Linked DNA regions of Homo sapiens: region 1 is linked to region 2. A link is a loop called in an ENCODE intact Hi-C map of the cell type or tissue named here. Cell type or tissue: Caco-2. All regions are shown on one strand. Each heading gives the region's core, and the rest is flanking DNA. Links, peaks and the distances in the headings are about the cores only. Region 1 has its middle 30 kb from the start of MIR8059. Region 2 overlaps LUC7L3 (LUC7 like 3 pre-mRNA splicing factor).

Evidence for each region. Hi-C counts contacts between places; a loop is a spot of excess contacts. Peaks named below come from ENCODE experiments on the same cell type or tissue, not always from the same donor. Only the 100,000 strongest peaks of a DNase experiment are listed, where the experiment ranks them.
Region 1: it touches region 2 in a loop (3-fold over the local background); 1 of 110 quality-filtered maps calls a loop at or near these places.

What each region holds. Positions count from the first base shown.
Region 1 is chr17:50,796,456-50,801,783 of GRCh38, reverse strand. No RefSeq gene overlaps it. Among named protein-coding and RNA genes, the nearest start is that of MIR8059, 30 kb to the right of the region's middle. RefSeq lists enhancers at 1,548-2,097, 2,098-2,648, 2,649-3,199. In Caco-2, for the core only: no CTCF peak of the experiment used is centred there; a DNase peak (open chromatin) is centred at 2,638.
Region 2 is chr17:50,731,819-50,737,149 of GRCh38, reverse strand. LUC7L3 (LUC7 like 3 pre-mRNA splicing factor) reads right to left here. Exons shown (of 10, transcript NM_016424.5): 2 at 124-190. Among named protein-coding and RNA genes, the nearest start is that of LUC7L3, 15 kb to the right of the region's middle. In Caco-2, for the core only: no CTCF peak of the experiment used is centred there; no DNase peak of the experiment used is centred there.

The DNA.
Region 1 (5,328 bases), core at 1-5,000, 65 kb before region 2:
CAGACCGAGAGCCCATCTAGGGTCCCAGGGCTAAGGATTTCATTCCAGGTGAACCCCCTGGTACCTGCATCCCACTGCCTCCACGGTTCTACCACCACCCTGAGAGCAGAGAACCCCTCAAGAAGACAGCATCGGCCATTTGTTACCTTGACTCATGCCAACCCTAGCCACTGCCGCTCTCTCCATGAATGATCCAGCCACCTGAAGTCCAGTTCCTGGCCCAGGTTGGATAAGCATGGCCACCTGTCCACCACTTACCACCCAACAGCCAAGGACCAAAGAGAACTTCTCAGCCATATCTCCCAGGAGTTAGGACAACAGCAGGATGAAGCTGAAACAGCCTCGGGTTCAGGTCGTCCTGGCTTCACATCTCTTCTCTGCTACTGACTAGCAGAGCTTCTTGCTTAAGTCACTTACCTCTCTCTGAACCTCAGCACCCAGGCTATAATGCCCCTGTGCAGGACTCGATGAAATAGTGTGCACAAAGCCCTGGCTCAGTGCCTGGCGTGCAGTAGGCCATCAGCCGAGTGCTGTTATAATGGGGGCTCTTTGCTGCTACAATGCAGCACCTTAGACCCTGGGGGTAATGATTCACTCAGGCTTCCATCCAGGGTGAATGGTCCCAAAGCAGCTGCAAGCTGAAGCTCCTGCTCAGCCAGCAATGCCCAAGGGAACTTGATCAGGAGCAGCTCTTCCCCCTCCTCCTCCTCCTCCTCTTCCTCCTTCTCCTCTTCCTCCTCTTCCTCCTCCTCCTCTAAGAAGGCTGCTCCCCAGCCTTCATAACTGCTGTGCACAAGGAACAAGTTTCCAGCTGCCTGTCAGCCTGTGGCAAGCCCGCTGGCTTCGACCTCCTTCACGCTGCACTCACGGAGGCCACCTCCCAATCACCAAAGCCAATGATACATTCAGTTCTTGCATCACTTGACTTCTTGGCTGCATCTGATGCTACTGACAATCCCATCTTCCCTAACCATCCTCCGCCTGCCTTCTGAAGGCCACTTTCTATCTCTTCCAGCCACTTATACACTCTCTCTGACCAGCTCCTCTTCCCGGCCTTCCCTCCCCATGCTGACATTCCGAAAGGTGCGTCCTGGGCCACTTGTCTGCTCTGCGGGGTCATTCTCCCAGGTGGTCACACCACTGCCATGTGTTGGACCAATGACTTCCAAACAATTCCTGGCACCCCAGCAGCTTGCCCACTGCAGCCAGGATGATCCAATTCACAAATTGGATCAAGTCTTTACACGGCTTAAAACCCATCAGTGCCGTCCCGTGGCTCAGAAGATTAAACCCAAGCTCCCTGGTACAGACGCCGTGTCGTCTGACTCCTGCCTGTGTCCTTGGCCTCAGCGCTTGCCCTTCCTGGCATCGGGGCTCATCCCATTCCTGAGGGATGACTGGCACCCTCGGAGAGCCCCAGGGTCTCCAGGTCTCGGTTCCTTTGACTTGCATGCACTCTACCTGGAACATGTCCCCACTGGAGAATGCTCCCTGCCTCTCCAAACCAGATCCAGGGCCCTTCCCCAAGCCCCCTCCTCTGAGTGTGGCTGACCTCAGCATCTCTCCTGTTGTTTTGCTTTGGTCTCCCGGTCCGCATGCCCCTGCTATGTAATAAGTACTGGGTGAATGTTGGTGGAGCAAAGGAGGGAATTAATGACCAAGCCAGCCTGACTCTGAGGTGGGCTTGAGCTGACTCAGTGCTGTCTTAGGTCCTCCTGCTGGAAACCTGGCCCAGAGCTGAGCGGGCTTTGCACCCCTCCCTGACCCCAGCCTCACAGCCGCCTCCACCAGGGCCCAGTGGCTGGCCAGGGACTGTTGGTCAGGAAGCCCAGGCTGGAAACCTGGCTCCCTCCCTCCCTGCTAACACCTTGGAGCAGATCTGTGGGGAGAATTCTCCACTTGAAAGAAAAGCACCAGGTCTCCCCTCCTTCCCTGCCTTCCTGAGAGCCCCTGTCACCGCTGCATTCTTGCTGAGGCTGGAGGAGATTAACCGGAGGCTGGTGGCAGCAGCCGGTGCCCTAAGCTGCGTGCTGCGTGTTCCCAGCATGGCACCACTCACAAGCCGCCCTGGAAGGAAGGTTCTGGTGGTAGGAGCTGGATTTGGTCACCCAGGCATGGGCTGTGAAAGCCCCCACAGCTCCTGGCTCTGCCAGGTCGGCGGTTGCTGCAGGCCGGTGTGAGGGTGGGGATGCCACAGTCCAAGGGTGTTCAGGGTCAGAGCTTCTTAGGGAAAGGTAAATTACCCCACAGGGTGTTATGGGTAGGACCATGTTCCTATCACAAGATATGCTCAAGACCTAACCCCTAGTATCTCAGAATGTGACGTATTTGAAAATAGGATTGTTGCAGATGAAATTAGCAAAGGTGAGGTCATACTGGAGTGTAGGGTGGGTTCTTAATCCAATAGGACTAGTGTCCTTATGAAAGAAGAGAAGAGACAGAGAGACAGACATATGCTCCTGCTCTGTGTGAAAGAAAGAAGACGCGGAGACTTCGGGGAGGCAGCCGCAAGTCTGGGCCTGCCAGGAGGACTGGCAACCACCGGAAGCCAGAAAAGAGGCAAGAAGTCTTCCCCCTCCAGGCTTGGAGGGAGCAGGCCCGTCCACACCTGAATTCCAGACTCCTGGCCTCCAGAACCGTGAAGCAATACCCTTCTGTTGTTTGCAGCTGCCTAGTGTGTGGTACTTAGTTAAGGCAGCTCTAGAAGCAAATACACAGGGCCTCAGACGGGGAGGCCTCAGATTAGAGGGAAATGCCTCTGACTCCCTATGGTGATTGAGACACTGTCATATTCGTTCCTGTCCCCAGCCTTGCTTGTGAGGCCAAGAAAAGCAAAGGCTGAGTAATGACAATGCTAGGCAGAGGGAAGTCTAGCTAACGTCAGGCCTCCTGCTCTCTCCTGATCCAGGGGTAGAAGGAAACAGACCGTGGGCTGCTGGATGAGGCGTCTCCCCACTCCTGGGTCCACCACTCCGCTCCGGCCACTCAGGGCTGCCTGACAGCTCGGGCTTCCGCCTGAGCTCACCCCTGTCTCTGCCACGTCCTGAGCAAGGCCCTGCCTCTCTCCCAGCCTTGGGTTCTCCCTAGCCCTGAGGCTCCCATGGCCATGCCACCTGCTGAGCCCAGACATCCCCTCCTCCCTGAACCCTCCCCTGACCCCTTCCCTAGACGCCTTCTGTGTTGGGGATGCCTTGGGACGGCTGAAGAGGCCCCGTGCTGAACCGCTAAGGGAACAGGACAGTCAGACACACCTGCCTTCAAATTCAGGCGTCACACTTGTAGCTGTGTGACTCCAAGCAAGTTCTACATGGCATCTATTTCCTCCTTTGTAAGGTAGTGATCCCAGCAGGGTTGTGGGAGGCAGCTAGTCAAGGTTGTAAGAGACTCTGCAAGGCCGAGGCTCTTTCCCTGGGTCCCACGGGCCAGCCTCAGGAGGTCCATGAGAGCCCCGAGGCTGGAGTGAAATAGCGCGTACGGCTGCCTACATTGCTCTCAAGCCTTAGCTCTTGCCTTGTTCTCAGAGGGGTTCATGACTTCAAGAAGTTAAGACCCCCACGTAAATCTCCCAGCCCAGAGCCCCTGAACACCGCTCCACTTTGGACTGAGCATCTCTCCTGGGTCCTGCCACCTTGCATCTTGCCCTGAGCTGCATCTGCCGTGTGGTGTGGTGGCCTGTCCCCACAAGGAAAGGGGCCCTCACAAGGCCAGCCTCAGACCCTGTGCCTGACCCAGGGCTCCTTTGCAAAACAAGTTCTTTTTTTTTTTTTTAATACTTTAAGTTCTAGGGTACATGTGCACAACGTGCAGGTTTGTTACATATGTATACATGTGCCATGCTGGTGTGCTGCACCCATTAACTCGTCATTTACATTAGGTATATCTCCTAATGCTATCCCTCCCCCCTCCCCCCACCCCACAACAGGCTCCGGTGTGTGATGTTCCCCTTCCTGTGTCCAAGTGTTCTCATTGTTCAATTCCCACCTATGAGTGAGAACATGCGGTGTTTGTTTTTTTGTCCTTGAGATAGCAAAACAAGTTCTTAATACTGCTCCTTCCCGAGGGGCCCTGAGGCCCAGCTTGCCAAGCGCCCACAACGCACCTCCAGCCAAGGTTTCAACAGATCTCACGAACAACCCCAGTCCAATGGAACACACCATGGAAACCGTGTTGTTTACGTTTCACAGATTTGCCGGGGATAAAGGCTACTTAATGAAGGAGGGCCTGAAAGTACTCATGGGAAAGGAGTTCCTTGGATTTTTGGAGAATCAAAAAGACCCTCTGGCTGCAGACATAACAATGAAGGACATGGACCAGTGCCAAGACAGCACACTGAACTTCCAGAACTTGTTTTCACTCACTGCGGGGCTCACCACTGTGGACAACAACTATTTTGTAGTACCTATGAAGCAGAAGGGAACGAAGCAGGCAGAACTAAGCAATTACTCAGCCCTGTGAGAGTTCTCCCAAAGAGTCGCTATAGGAACCTGCCCACAGCTTCCCCCTGTAGAAGGCTTTCATGAGCAGACCAGGGCCAAGAAAACAGACACATCAAATCCAAATCTCATCTAACAAGCAAAGAAAGGAAGTTAATTAAATAATAGGCTTTTGGTCTTTGGATTGTTTGCATCCTCTTGGCCTCAATTGACACATCCTTTTTAGTTTGGGAAAAATATAGATATACTTTTTAAATTATTTTTTAAGCCTTTGCCTCTGTACATATATATTTTTATATTATATATATATAGTGTTTGGCTGAGCTCAGTGGCTCATGCATGTAACCCTAGCACCTGGGGAGGCTGAGGTGGGTGGACCTTGGGCCCAGGGGTTTGAGACCAGCCTGGTCAACATAGTGAGACTTCATCTCTACAAAACAAAACAAAACAAAAAAAACCAGCCAGGTGTGGTGGCGTGCATGCCAGTAGTATCAGCTACTCAGGAGGCTGAGGTGGGAGAATTGCCTGAACCCAGGAAGCTGAGGCTGCAGCGAGCTATGATCACCCCCACTGCACTCCAGCCTGGGTGACAGAGTGAGACCCTGTCTCAAAAAAAAGTACATATATTTATGTATGTATGTATACATACGTATCTAGAGTTTCTTCTCACTGTGGTTTGAATGTGTACTCCCAAAAACATGTGTTGGAAACTTAATCCCCAATGCAACAGTGTTGAGGTAGGGCCTAATGAGACGTGATTATGCCAGGAAGTTCTGCCCTCAAGAAAGAGCTAATGCTGTTATCTCAGTGGGAGTGAGTTCCTTATAACAGGATGAAGTTGGCCCCTTTCTCTCTCTGTCTCTACCTCTCTTGCCCTTCCACTGTCAGATGATGT
Region 2 (5,331 bases), core at 1-5,000:
TTATTAGCAAATCTTTAAGAAAAAACTTCACAGAATTATAATCAGTTTTTTTCCTTTCACCACTCCTATTCAACATTTTAAATATCATAAATTTGATAAAAGTTACACAGAAAATTCACTTACCAAGATCAGAACGTGTATTTGTGAACAATTCCGCAGGACAAAAACCACAGAGATAATATTTACAAACCTAGTAAAGAAAAACAAAGGTACTTAAAAAATTGCTTGGTTTTAAAACTTTATTGGAGAAAGGTGCCAAATAACTATTTTCTCATTTCTTGAGGTATGTATGTTTCAACCAATGTAAGAATTTCATTTGTTGAATCATATTAGGTAAATTAGTGATTTTCAGACTCCTGAATTTCGATAAAAGAATAAATCTGCAGTACTCGTATTACTAGTATTTTCTTTATCTATTTTTAATCATCACCTGCTGACCCCCCAGTAGCAAAAACAAATATGGGAAAGACATCCCAAAATAAAGGGCAATTTTTATATTTTTAAAAACTCTTACGCTATTCTTATCATTTCATCTCTTTCATAGATTAGGGCCTATTTACAAATTAGGATTTGGAAATAACCATCTAAATCACAGTTAACACTCATTTAAAGCAATTTGGCACCATCTTTTTGCTTAGAAGATCCTTAACACATCAGCCTCCCAAGTAACTACAACTACAGGTGCAAGCACCATGCCTGGCAAATGTTTTAAAATATTTTGGAAAGATGGGGACTTGCTACATTGCCCAGGTTGGTCTCAAACTCCTGGCTCCAAGCAATTCTCTTGGTGGGTTCCCACAGTATGGGGAAAAACTATTAACATAAAACCAATGTTTAATTCTCTCCCACTGGTACTTTTGTAACTCCTTCAGATATATTCCAAAACTGCTCTATCCCAAATTTAATTTTATAACACTACAAATCAAACCATGTAAATCAAAATTCCAAAATATCACCTTTCCTTCACACAAAACTTCACTGTTACTAGGTGGATTATTACTATATATTTTTTTGAAACAGAGTCTCACTCACTCTGTTGCCCAGGCTAGAGCACAGTGGCACCATCTCAGCCCACTGCAAGCTCCGCCTCCCAGGTTCAAGCAATTGTTCTGCCTCAGTCTCCAAAGTAGCTGGAATTACAGGTATGTGCCACCATGCCCAGCTAGTTTTTGTATTTTTAGTACAGACAGGGTTTCACCATGTTGGTCAGGCTGGTCTCGAACTCCTGACCTCAAGTGATTTGCCCGTCTTGGCCTCCCAACGTGCTGGGATTACAGGTGTGAACCACTGTGCCCAGCTCTGGGGAGATTATTAATGCACAACTATAACACATGAAAAGAAAAGGCAGCGTTGGTCAGGCATGGTGGCTCACACCTGTAATCCCAACACATTAGGAGGCCAAGGCAGGAGGATAACTTTAGCCCAGGAATTTGAGACCGGCTTGGGCAACATGGCAAAACCCCATGTCTATAAAAAATACAGAAAGTAGCCAGGCATGGTGGCACAGTCCCAGCTACCCAGGAGGCTGAGGCAGAAGGATTGCTTGAGCCTGGGAGGTCGAGGCTGCAATGAGCCATGATTGTGCTATTTACTGCACTCCAGCCTGGGCAACACTATCACACCCTGTCTTGAAAAAAAGAAAAAGAAAAAGAAAGGAAAGGCAAAAGGAAAACGAAAAGGAAAAGGGAAAGGAAATGAAAAAAAGGCAGTGTTAAATTTAAACCTGAAAGTTCTTTCTAGACAGGACTGGGTGCTAAATCTGAAATAGGCCTTTTTTTTCCTCAACGGCTTTACACTCATTTGAAGCAATGTGGTTCCATAAGCTGCATCCAGGATTAAAGTCATAAAACATATCTAAATATTCATGTTTAAACAACCTCACAGACACGAAAGTTTTTTTTTTCTTTTTTTTTTTTTTTGAGACAGAGTTTCGCTCTTGTTGCCCTGGCTGGAGTGCAATGGTATGATCTTGGCTCACCGCAACCTCTCCCTCCTGGGCTCAGGCCATTCTCCTGCCTCAGCCTCCCAAGTAGCTGGGATTACAGGCATGCGCCACCACACCCGGCCAATTTTGAATTTTTAGTAGAGATGGGGTTTCTCCATGTTGGTTAGGCTGGTCTCGAACTCCCAACCTTAGGTGATCTGCCTGCCTCGGCCTCCGAAAGTGCTAGGATTACAGGCCTCACCGCGCTCAGACGTGAAAGTTTTACTATTACTGTGAATTTTATCTTTACTTATAAAAATTTCATTTATATTTCCCATTTTTACAATAATACATTCTAGGGTTTTGGAGAGATTCTTTCTAAAGACTCATTTTATTGTTTTCAATAGGACTTCTAATGGCCTCATGACCAATTTAAAACTATTGTTCCATAAGTTTAAGCTAGGCAAGCCACTAGTTTTATGCCAATATTACTCTGATACAGCTTTATGTCTTAGTATCTTTCTACTGTTTTCTTTCCAAGTTATTATACTTGATTTTTAAGATTATTCTTTGCAGCTGGGCACAGTGGTGCAGGCCTGTAGTGCCAGCTACTTGGGAGGCTAAGGCAGGAAGATTAGTTGAGCCCAGGAGTTTGAGGCTGTAGTGTGCTAGGACCACACCTGTGAACAGCCACTGTACTCCAGGCCCTGGCAACATTAAGTGACAACTCGTCTCTAAGAACATAATAAAAGTTTTAAAGGCTGGGCACAGTGGCTCACACCTGTAATCCCAGCACTTTGGGAGGCCAAGGCGGGAGGATCACCTGAGGTCGGGAGTTTGAGACCAGCATGACCAACATGGAGAAACCCCGTCTCTACTAAAAATACAAAATTAGCCAGGCATGGTGGCGCATGCCTATAATCCCAACTACTCGGGAGGCTGAGGCAGGAGAATTGCTTGAACCTGGGAGGCGGAGGTTGCGGTGAGCTGAGATTAGGCCATTGCACTCTAGCCTGGGCAGCAAGAAAGAAACTCCATCTCAAAAAAAAAAAAAAAGTTTTAAAAAAGATTATTCTTTGTAACTTAAACATTGTTGTCACAAATAGTTTATTTTAAAAAGACTATATGCTATCTAAAGCTAATGTTTTTAAAAATTATTTCTGAAGTTCCACTGCTTGTGATGCCATATGATTTTCTAATTCTTAAAACATCCATTTTGTTCAACTTTGTGTTCACTTTAAATGCAACACAGTAAAATACCAATGCCAATACTCGATTTTTATAAACATTTCTTTGAGAGTTTATTTGGGGGAGGGAGGATGTGGCAACAATTATGCCACTTTTACTGTGACCTAACCTTTCAATTATATTAACCCTGTTTTGAAGACTCAAAAATTTCACACAACTATATTTAGTAAAAGTTATTGCCAGAATCTATTATTTATAGCCATAAACTGTATGGTTATAAAATAATTTAAAAACTAAATTTTGTGTGCCATCCTCACACACATGAAAAGTCTTACTATTACTGTGAACTGGCTGCACGCCTGTAATCCCAGCACTTTGGGAGGCTGAGGCGTGCGGATCACGAGGTCAGGAGATTGAGATCATCCTGGCTAACACGGTGAAACCCCGTCTCTACTAAAAATACAAAAAATTAGCCAGGCGTGGTAGCGGCCGCCTGTAGTCCCAGCTACTCGGGAGGCTGAGGCAGGAGAATGGCGTGAACACAGGAGGCGGAGCTTGCAGTGAGCCAAGATGGCGCCACTGCACTCCAGCCTGGGCGACAGAGGGAGACTCTGTCTCAAAAAAAAAAAAAAAAAAAAACTAGCCAGGCGTGGTGGCAGGTGCCTGTAGTCCCAGCCACTCAGGAGGCTGAGGCAGGAGAATGATGTGAACCCAGGAGGCGGAGCTTGCAGTGAGCAGAGATCGCACCACCGGGTGATAGAGCGAGACTCTGTCTCAAAAAAAAAAAAACAAAGTTTTACTATTACTGTGAATTTTATCTTTACTTATAAACATTTCATTTCTATTTCCCATTTTTACAGTAATATATTCTAGGGTTTTGGAGATTATTCTATCTAAAGATTAATTTTATTGTTTTCAATAGGACTTCTAACAGCCTCATGACCAATTTAAGTGTTTCGTAAGTTTAAGGTAGGTAAGACACAACGTCTATGATCCTCAGAAAGGTTCACCATTAAAAAACAAAAAAACGAATAAACACATCTCTACAGTCCCTCCTGACTCTCAAGCATGTGAAATTGGTACACTGCAACACAGCACAATGAATCTTCGCCGTTGCTTATCTGCTAAAGAACCAGGGGTACCTGGCGGGGCTCATGCCTGTAATCCCAGCACTTTGGGAGGTTGAGATGGGAGGACTGCTTGAGCCTCAAAGGTGGAGGTGGCAGTGTGCTGTGATCACACCGCTGCACTCCAGCTAGGGTGACAGAACGCAACCTGTCTAAAAAAGAAAAAAAGAAAAAGAACCAGAGGTCGTAATTCTGCCTTGGTTTCTTCATAGTATTAAAAAAGGAGATAGGCTGGGCCCAGTGGCTTATGCCTGTAATCCCAGCATTTTGGGAGGCCAAAGCAGGAGGATCATTTGAGCCTAGCCTGGGCAACATAGTAAGACCTTGTCTCTAAAAAAAAAAAAAAAAAAGAATGAAAAAAATTAGCCAGGTATGGTGTCACACACCTGTAGTCCCAGCTACTTGGGTGGCTAGGGTGGAAGGGTCGTTGGAGCCCAGGAGGTTGAGGCTGCAGTGAGTGGTGATCATGCCACTGCACTTCAGCCTGGGTGAAAAGGGCAAGACTCAAATAAATAAGGAGGTAATAAATTTCTTATAGTGGGATTGTAAAGATTAAACTGTGTACATTTGCTAAATTGGAAGAAAAAGGTGTTAGCCTGTATGTAAAAGCGAAAGCAACTCCATCTTGGGTGTTAAAGTGCCAGGCTGACTTCCGATTAACTCCAATTCCAGGAATGCCCCTAAGATTTCTACTTTATCTACTGTTCCTTGTGTTAAGAACATGTACTTACTGTAAATCCTGCCCTTAGGTCAAAACAATTTCGATGATTTTGTACTTAACATAAATCCTGCCCATAAGTAATTATCCTACACATGCCTTCTGAAGCACAGATACCCTTTCCCTATGGCATATAAGCCCTGGGTCTGGGGATATGACATCTTGTCTTGACGCCAGCAGCTGCCCAAGACACAGACCTGGCTTCTGTTCGTAGGTCCCTATTACATGTTTCCAAGACACTGGATTTGTCAGCCTCTTTCTTTGGCCTCTCAGCTTCTTCAGACTCTGGGGGTAGGTTTCCGTAGACCTGTCCGCTGCACATTATTATTTTAAATGTTTTTAGGCACTGTGTAAACCAAATAACACATGCCTGT